Regions from separate parts of the Homo sapiens genome. Here region 1 is linked to region 2. A link is a contact called in ENCODE Hi-C or POLR2A ChIA-PET data. All regions are on one chromosome and are shown on one strand. Each heading gives the region's core, a stretch centred on a gene start or an enhancer-like site at or near the end of the contact. The rest is flanking DNA. Distances are from core to core; before and after follow the strand shown. Region 1 holds the start of SLC7A5 (solute carrier family 7 member 5). Region 2 has its middle 28 kb from the start of MIR6775.

Region 1 (4,406 bases), core at 1,402-3,901, 63 kb before region 2:
CAGGAGATTGGGACCATCCTGGCTAACCCCAATTCTACTAAAAATACAAAAAATAAAAAATTAGCCGAGCATGGTGGCGGGTGCCTGTAATCCCAGCTACTCCGGAGGCTGAGGCAGGAGAATTGCTTGAACCCGGGAGGCGGAGGTTGCAGTGAGTTGAGACTGTGCCACTGCACTCCAGCCTGGGTGACAGAGTGAGACTCCGTTTCAAAAAAAAAAAAAAGAAAAGAAAGTATTCTCCCAACCAGCTCAAGCGAGAGTGCCACAACTTTTTTTTCTTTTCTTTCTTTCTTTTTTTTAACCTCTGAAAATACACAACATGTGATAAATTACTGACTGGAGCTGAAAAGACCATTGTCCTGCCTCTGTAAAAATCAAAACGCTGCCGAATCTTTCCAACAGATGGCACTCTTTGCTAAGATTCTAGAGTCATAGCTTTCAGGCGAAGGCGTTTCAGGGCCGGCATCAGGGACGTCTGAGAGGAGTAGATTTGCTGGATAAATCTAGAATGTTGTCATATGAAAACCCAGTAAAAACCGACAGAGGTGGCGTAATAGCTGTGTGACTTGAACACGCTCATGGCTGTTGTCACCCTTCCTGCTTAAGGGCTCCAGCACTTGCCAGGAGCCTGGCTCTGGGGGCACCAACCATGACTTGCACCAACTGTGCAGGGCCCCCTCTGTGCCGGTGGGGACCCCTGCACCTCCCTTATTAATTCTCACTCACCCTGGGCTCTCAGCTCCAGGTACCACCTCAGAAAAGTCTATCTGGACCTGCCTGGTCCCTGTCGCTGTCGCTGGCTCACCCTGTCATGTCCTTGGCTTATCATGGTTGTAATTTTATGCTTTGGGGTATGACTGTTGGTTGCCTTTCTTGTTACTCAAAGAAGAATGGTGGAATGATTAAAAGTACCATATAAGTTCAGAGTCAAAAGGACAGCTCCCAGGCTACTTGCTGGCCGGACAAGCGAGGTAACCCTACCAAGCCTCAGCTTCCTTATTTGCAAAATGGCTCTAACTGGCACCTACCCTATTGCATAAGAAGCTGTCTAGGGGAGGACTCAGTGAGCACTCGGTGAGTTTGCCCAGCCATGGTGGTACTGTCTCCTTCCCTCTGCAGGCACAGCGGGAAGAATAGGGCAGATGGAGGGGTCTCTGCACCTTCCACAGCCAGCAATGTGGACGGCAGATTACAAGTTAGTATCTGTGTGACCTCCGCACTCCCCCGCCTGTGGCTGCCTGGGCTGCTGAGATTTCGCTCGGTTTTATCACCGCAGAGGAATGCCCGACATACCGGGGGGCGAGCAAGGTCCAGAATGACAAGCCCTGGCATTCCTCAGCCGCCCCCTCCCTGGGGTGGGGCCTGGACATTCCTGGCTGCAGCTAGAGGTCCCAGCACGACAGGGATTCTGACCCCCCTCCACCACGGCTATTGTTCAGAATTCTGTGGATTCCAGAGGCATCTGCCCAGCAGACTGTCTTGCTGTGAACACCCAGCTCTGCAACCGGTGTTTGCGTGTTTGCCCTGGGAGGCTGAACGCTCACCCAGAACAAAGGCCTCCCCACATGCCTGCTGTGAGCTTCCAAGGACTCGTTTGCACACACGCCAAGGAACCCCGGGGTGGGGTGATACTGAGGAGCTTCCTCCCTGACCCACACACACCCTTTGAACAGGTCTTTGGCCGCTCACCAGTCTGGTCAATCTCGGGGCAGTATTTATATTCCTTCCCATTTCCAGGCCTAGGAGCCTTGGCATCCTGCTCTCGCCTCTAACTGAAATTACCTCTCAACCCTTTTTAGCTAAGATGCCTCTCGCATTCCCTAGGAATAACAAGCTTTAAAGCCCCTTCACACTGAAGCCTGCCTTTGAATTCCCCAGGTAGATTTGGGGGTGGGGGTCTTATGGCTCCCAGCGAACCCCCGGTTCTGTTGATTAAATTGAGCTCAGGCAGATTGCTGGCTTCCCAAAGCCTGTGTTATTACTGCTTCTCAAAGCTACGGGCACCGGATCGCCGTCTTTGGCAAGATTCTTTTGGGATACAATGGGAATTACTGGGTGGCCTCGGTTCGGTTCTTCCCTCGTCCCAGTTCGCGGCTCACCAGCCCCACTGATGCAGCCCCCAGGCTGGAAGGAGGCTGCAGGAGCTTCCCCTCAGGTCATCCTCTCATCCCTCCCCCGTGCCCCAGGAGCTGGTTGTGGGGGCGGTTCCATCCCCTCGGCCCATCCGGGACAGGAGCCTAGGTTCCCTTCGGGGGGTACCCCAAACTCCATCCTTGGCCTCAGGCCAGCCCTGGTGCACTGCCCGCTCCCAGGCTTGACGAGAGGCTGCGGGCCAGTGGGTGAAGGGGCGCGCCCTGACTGCCAGGCCCCGCCCAGGCGCATCCGGGAGGACGGGCTGGGATGACGCGGGCGCCGGGAGGGGGGAGGTCGCGAGGCCGGGGTCTCCATGGCGCAGGAGGACTGGGGCCTTCGAGGACCACGCGGGCCTGGGAATAGCCCGCCAGGCTGGGCCGGACGACGCACGTGCTCCGAGCTGGGCCGAGGGGGCGGGGCTGAGGGACGGGGCCGGGCCACGGGGCGGGGAGGAGCCGCGGACGGTGGGCGGGGCCGGCGGGCCGGGGCCTAAAAGGCGGCGCGGGCGGGGTTCCTGACGCAGCTGCGGGCGGCGGGCGGCGCGCACACTGCTCGCTGGGCCGCGGCTCCCGGGTGTCCCAGGCCCGGCCGGTGCGCAGAGCATGGCGGGTGCGGGCCCGAAGCGGCGCGCGCTAGCGGCGCCGGCGGCCGAGGAGAAGGAAGAGGCGCGGGAGAAGATGCTGGCCGCCAAGAGCGCGGACGGCTCGGCGCCGGCAGGCGAGGGCGAGGGCGTGACCCTGCAGCGGAACATCACGCTGCTCAACGGCGTGGCCATCATCGTGGGGACCATTATCGGCTCGGGCATCTTCGTGACGCCCACGGGCGTGCTCAAGGAGGCAGGCTCGCCGGGGCTGGCGCTGGTGGTGTGGGCCGCGTGCGGCGTCTTCTCCATCGTGGGCGCGCTCTGCTACGCGGAGCTCGGCACCACCATCTCCAAATCGGGCGGCGACTACGCCTACATGCTGGAGGTCTACGGCTCGCTGCCCGCCTTCCTCAAGCTCTGGATCGAGCTGCTCATCATCCGGCCTTCATCGCAGTACATCGTGGCCCTGGTCTTCGCCACCTACCTGCTCAAGCCGCTCTTCCCCACCTGCCCGGTGCCCGAGGAGGCAGCCAAGCTCGTGGCCTGCCTCTGCGTGCGTGAGTACGGGGCGCGGGCCGGGGGTTGGGAGGTCGTAGTCTCTGGGTCCCTGCATCCTTGCATCACTACGCCCCTGGCTCCCACATCTCTACATCTTTACGTTCCTGGACCATCCCGGCAGTTCTAGGCTAAGGTCATTGGTCCCAGAAACCACGTGCGTTTCTTTCATTCATTCTTTTACACTTCTCCCCACAGGCTGGGAATATCTTCAGTGACGGGACAGCAGGGTCCCTGCCCTGCCCTTCGGTGGGCATTCCATTCCCCCACTTAAGCGGTTTAGGCAAGTGCCACCCTCCCGTTGGCCCCGCTGAGCAATACTCCCAGCCTCTTGCGTGGCACCCACGTGGAGTAACTGAGCAATCGGTTTACTGTTAGAGCTCCGATTGCTGACTGGTTGGTGAGAAGGAAATTGCAGTTAAAAAAAAAATCATTCATTTCTGCTCTCCACACCAGCTCGTCAGGAATCAGTGACACGGGCTGACTCATAAGAAAACAGTAGTAATAACATCGTGTGCGGGTAGTGACTGGTGCTGATTTAGGCTAAGGGATCCCCCCTGAGGGTTCCCAGTAGTGAGAGAGCGGAGCTTGGCTGCAGATTCAGTCTGTGTTGCAGTGAATGGACGTGCGGGTCCCAGGTTTCTCTGGGAAACAGCCATGGGGCTCCTGTTTTGGTGGGCATGGTGCTGGTGTGTTCTTCACCAGGCCAGAGATAACTGCTTTTCAAAATAGTTTTCTTTTTCTTTTTCTTTCTTTTTTTTTTTTTTTTTTGACACTGAGTCCCGCTCAGTCGCCCAGGCTGGAGTACAGTGGCACGATCTCGGCTCACCGCAAGCCCGCCTCCCAGGTTCATGCCATTCTCCTGGCTCAGCCTCCCGAGTAGCTGGGACTACAGGTGCCCGCCACTACGCCCGGGTAATTTTTTTTGTATTTTTAGTAGAGACGGCGTTTCACCGTGTTAGCCAGGATGGTCTCGATCTCCTGACCTTGTGATCCGCCCGCCTCGGCCTCCCAAAGTGCTGGGATTACAGGCGTGAGCCACCGTGCCCGGCCTCAAAATAGTTTTCTTGTGGGATTTCAGGGGGAAAATCACTTGTAGCAGATGCCACATGATTTGGTTGGGTGGCGTGGGAAG
Region 2 (4,846 bases), core at 1,110-3,609:
TGACAACGTTGATCCAAAATCATGCCACTGCACCCCAGCCTGGGTGACAGAGCGAGATTCTGTCTCAAAAAAAAAAGAATACCAGTGGCACAGGACATGGTAAAATGGTTGAGTTATGGGATAGCGGGTGTTAGGGAAACCTCTGGAAATCATACTGGACTTGGGCTTCAACTAGTGTTCAGCATTGGTTTATGGTCCTCTCTTTCCCTTTCTCCTTTCCTTCCACCCCTTCCTTCTTTCTTCTTTGTGTACAGTCACATACACTGAAGCAAACTACCTACGAGGCACCACTTCATGAGTTTTGCCAGACACATACACTTGTTAACCCGAATCCCTATCAAGATAAAGAACATTGTTTAAAATCTTTTAAAAAACAGATTCCTGACCAGGTGTGATGGCTCATGCCTGTAATCCCAGCAGTTTTGGAGGTCAAGGTGCACCCGGCCAATTTCACATTTAAAAAAGAAAAACACATTTTTTACTTCCTTTTAAAAAAATGAAAGATTTAGTAATCTGGGGCTCACCATCCTCAGAGCCTGGAAGTGGCGGGGGCTGAAGGCTGTTGCCCCTTGGTTGTGGCACGCCTCTGCATTTAACCATCATTCCCACCTGCCCACTTCACTCATCTCTTTCCTGGGTCTGGGCCCTGTAGCTCTTTGAGATTTCAACTCCCGGCCTGTATAAAAACCATCCTCAAGACAACAACAATCCAAAGGAGGCCAACATGTTGCAGAACCTACGCAGTTGTGCAACATGGTGGCCCAGGTCCAAGCACCTCTCCTCAACCTGGAGCTCACAGAGCAAAGGAGACTATAGGTGTGAAGGTCCCAGAGAGAACAGTGGGAGGTGAGATGGGTTATACATTCAGGACAGTCTGCCGGGTGGGATTAGGATTGCAGGCATCACCACCACCCTGTCTGCACCAGTGGCAGACATAAGCAATCGATGGCAGCACTGTCTCTCCCAGCCCGGGTTTTTCAGTCTTGGTCACTGGGATTGGGGGCTGGATAATTCTTCACTGTGGGGTTAATTGGTTGTTTCCTGTGCATTGCAGGATGCTTAGCAGCATCCTTGGCCTCCACCGACTGGAGGCCAGCAGCAACCTCCCCGTTAGTTAATTGTGACAACCCAAAAATATTTTACGCCAAGTTTGTCCGACCTGTGGCCCAGTGCAGCTTTGAATGAGGCCCAACACAAATTTATAAACTTTTTTTTTTTTTTTGAGATGGAGTCTTGCTCTGTTGCTCAGGCAGGAGTGCAGTGGCGTAATCTCAGCTCACTGGAACCTCTGCCTCCTGGGTTCAAGAAATTATCCTGCCTCAGCCTCCCAAGTATCTGGGACTACAGGCAGGCACCACCACGCCTGGCTAATTTTTGTATTTTTAGTAGAGACGGGGTTTCACCATGTTGGCCAGGCTGGTCTCGAACTCCTGACCTCAGTGATCCACCCACCTCAGCTTCCCAAAGTGCTGAGATCATAGGCATGAGCCACTGCATCCAGCCCAAATTCGTAAACTTGCTTAAAACATTATGAGATTTTTTTTGTGATTTTCTCTTAGCTCATCAGCTATTGTTAGTGCATTTGATGTGTGGCCCAAGACAATTCTTCTTCCAGGGTGGCCCAGGAAAGCCAAAAGATTGGACACCCCTGTTCTAAACATTGCTGTATCCCCTGGTTAAGAACTAAGTCCAGCTGCAAACACCAGGCTGCAGGCAGGCAGCATCATCACTGGGAGCTGGTGGTGCGAAGCCTCTCTCCCGTGTCTGCTGGGGTGTGGACCGTGTGGCTTTGCATATGTGTGCTCTGTGAGGTGCCTGGGTGATGCTCCCCCTTCCAGGCCCTGCATGGCTGGCGTTATCTCGAAACGCTGGCAGCCATCCTGGCTCCCATCGTCCCTGTGAGGATTAAAGGGCAGGGCTGACTCCTTAAAGGGCCCCACCCCAACCTCCCTGCCCTCCTCCCTCCCTGCTTCCAGGAACCGCGCCTCCAGGGGTGGCTCACAGGGGAGCCTGCCGTGTCCCAGGTGAGGGCAGGTGCGTGTCAGAGCAGCTCAGAGGAGCAACTGGACCGTATGACACCCATTATCTCCAATTGTACAGGTGCCAACCTGCCCACAAAGGGTGCAGCATGTTCTGGAGAGAAAGAGGAGCCCCCGGGGCACCTCCATTCCCATCCCACTCATGAACCCAGCCCCCAGGGCTTAGTGACTTTACATCAACGGCAGCTCTGCCCCAGCTGCACCCTCCCATGCTGGATGAAAAAGAGGCTGGTGGCTGATGTAAGAGGCAGACATGATTCAAGCAGGAAGTATGAGTTACAGCCCTGCCCGGCAGCTCCGTTTGGAAAGGCGGCTGCATCTGCACCAGGTGGCGGCAAGGCAATTAGAGCAATTAGTGGGGCCTTGTGTAGCTCTGTGGAAGGAGGACCTGAAAGAGACCCACAGAAAAGGGAAGCCCCCTCCTCCCGGAGCCCTTACAAATGCACGTGGGCACAGAAGTGGGAAAGAAAACAAGAGCCGCCCTGCAGGCACCTCCCAGGACAGGCCCCGTTGGGGCTGGGTGGGCGCCGCCGGGCTGCTGGGGAAATGATTCTGGGAGGCAGAAGACCTGACTGCAGTCTTCTGCAGGACAGCGTGGGGATGTAAGGCAGTGGGCTTTTTAAAGAGCTGTGGGCCGTGCCCCGGCTGCAAAGGGAGGGGCCTGGGGTGCCGGGAGGCCCGGCTGCAGCTTTACCTGGCTGTATGTTGGACAGGGGCTGCGGGTGTCTGCGCAGAACACGGCTCCTTTGAGAGAACTGTCGGTGCCACTTTTGTTTCCGACACATGTATGCGTATGTCTGTGGATTTCTGAACGTGAGTCATGGTAAGGGAGGTTGACAGATGTCGTCCTCAGCCACACGCCCCTTGACCACAGTGGTGTGTCTTGGTCACCTTCGTGTCCTAGGTACCCTAAAGCTGCCTCCTCCTCCGTGTGGGGAGGGAGTGGGGCTGCAGTGACTTCACTGGAAGAGCATGTTCTTGGAGGGGGCGAGGTAGGGGCAGGGGCCTCTCTGGGTGTCCTGTGCGTCTGCTCTCCACTCTGATGCCTGGCCCTCTGCGGCCTCCTTGCTCGTCCCTGGAGGCTTCGTGGTCCTGGCCCCTGGGGGGCTGCTGCTCCCACAGCTTCTATTGCCCCCACTCCCCCAGGCTGGGCTCCCACCTCACCCCACCATCCTCCGGAGCAGGGGAAACTGCGCCCTGTTCATCCAATGTAAATGAGGATTCTGACAGCCATCGAGCTCAGCTTGGCCTTCTCAGACTTCCACTGGGAGAACTCAGGGTCCAATTAAACTCCAGAACCAGGTGAGCTGCACCTTCTCAGGTATCAAAACACAGGGCCCGCCAGGCACGGTGGCTCACACCTGTAATCCCGTAAGTTTGGGAGGCCGAGGCAGGTGGATCACCTGAGGTCAGGAGTTCGAGACCAGCCTGGCCAACATGGTGAAACCGCTTCTCTATTAAAAATACAAAAAATTGGCCTGGCATGGTGGCTCATGCCTGTAATCCCAGCACTTTGGGAGGCCGAGGCGGGCGGATCACCTGAGGTCAGGAGTTCGAGACCAGCCTCAACATGGAGAAATCCTGTCTCTACTAAAAATACAAAATTAGCCAGGCCTGGTGGTGCATGCCTGTTGTCCCAGCTACTCGGGAGGCTGAGGCAGGAGAATTGCTTGAACCTGGGAGGTGGAGGTTGTGGTGAGCTGAGATCGTGCCACTTCACTCCAGCCTTGGCAACAAGAGTGAAACTCTGTCTCAAAAAAAAAAAAAAAAAAAAATTAGCCCGGTATGGTGGTGCATGCCTGTAATCCTAGCTACTTGGGAGGCTGAGGTAGGAGAATCGCTTGAACCCGAGAGGCGGATGTTGTAGCGAGCCAAGGTCGCGCCACTGTACTCCAGCCTGGGTGACAGAGCAAGACTCTATCTCAAAAAAAAAAAAAAAAAAAAAGGCCAGGGGTCCATGCACCAAGGTCAGGGCGGGGAGAGCCCCTGCCTGGGGAGTGTGTGTGGATCTCACAACTCTCAGTTCCTTCCCAGCTGGGTGAGCCACAGGCAGATGGGCAGGTGGCAGGGCTATGATGACCACTATGACATGGGAGGAAGCGGGCCACAGAGAGGCCTGGTGCCTCGCCCTCAGCAACATGGCTGGGCGGCGTTGGAGGCCCCATGGCCACGAGGCCCCAGAGACCAGCGAGAAAGGTCAGCCTCTGGGGAAGGAAGGATGACGGCCCATCCGCCCTCTCTCTCCACATGCTGCCCCTGCCCATCAGACCCCAAGATATGGGATAAAGTGTCTGTCCAGGTGCTATGTGTTTGACTAAGCAGGTGCCTTCCTGGAAAGGTGGAGTCGAGGGGTCATCCCGGGAAGCCTCAGGACAGCAGTCAAAGCCATGTTGTTTTCTTTTCGACCCTCCTCAGGCAGGGTCGTGGTGGGAACGTGGTGGGGAGGAGGGTGGGATACAGAGAGTATTCGCCAGTGTGGGAAGGGCCTAGGAAACCGAGGCTTCGAGAGAGCAGGACCAGGGACCCCGAGCTCAGGGAGGACAGGGAGGGCCCAGAAGGTCCCGAGATCCCTGCAACAGGGAGGGGCTGCTGGCCTTCCTGGAGAAGCATGCCCCACAGCAGAGCTCCAGTGGGGAGCTGGGGAAGAAAATCCAGCCACAAACCCAGTTGGAAGCCACAGTGGGCAAGAGAGGCCCCCGTGGGCAAGAGAGGCCCCTGAAGGCAAGAGAGGCCCCCGGGCCCAGAACAGGGTGGACACAGCAGAGAGAGAATCTGGAGGCTGGGAGGCAAATCCCTTCAGGTTGGGC

The links. Hi-C counts contacts between places; a loop is a spot of excess contacts on that map. ChIA-PET counts read pairs that join two places held with the same protein, here RNA polymerase II (POLR2A). Pooled maps may share reads with other maps.
Region 1: a loop to region 2 is called in a map of mammary epithelial cell, with 5 times the contacts of the local background. The contact joins the promoter of SLC7A5 here to the enhancer-like site in region 2. A Hi-C loop is called at or near these places in 15 of 168 maps with a recorded cell type or tissue (B cell, GM11168, GM12878 and 11 more), 37 of 37 single-sample maps with no recorded cell type and 20 of 50 pooled maps. POLR2A ChIA-PET finds 5 or more read pairs at or near these places in 35 of 52 experiments (A549, A673, AG04449 and 28 more).

The regions. Positions count from the first base shown.
Region 1 is chr16:87,867,752-87,872,157 of GRCh38, reverse strand. SLC7A5 (solute carrier family 7 member 5) reads left to right here and starts at 2,651. Exons shown (of 10, transcript NM_003486.7): 1 at 2,651-3,273. The coding sequence starts at 2,736. RefSeq lists a cis regulatory region at 288-614, enhancers at 576-1,337, 694-1,893, 1,338-2,097 and a silencer at 2,338-2,687.
Region 2 is chr16:87,804,389-87,809,234 of GRCh38, reverse strand. No RefSeq gene overlaps it. Among named protein-coding and RNA genes, the nearest start is that of MIR6775, 28 kb to the left of the region's middle. RefSeq lists enhancers at 1,586-1,725, 1,776-1,895, 1,429-2,370, 1,976-2,375, 2,371-3,314 and 1 more and a silencer at 3,239-3,577. Within about 2 kb of position 2,359, at least 23 of the 41 ENCODE cell types and tissues checked have a DNase peak (open chromatin) inside an H3K27ac peak, as active enhancers do; they include A673, B cell, HCT116 and 4 more, where a contact is called at or near this core.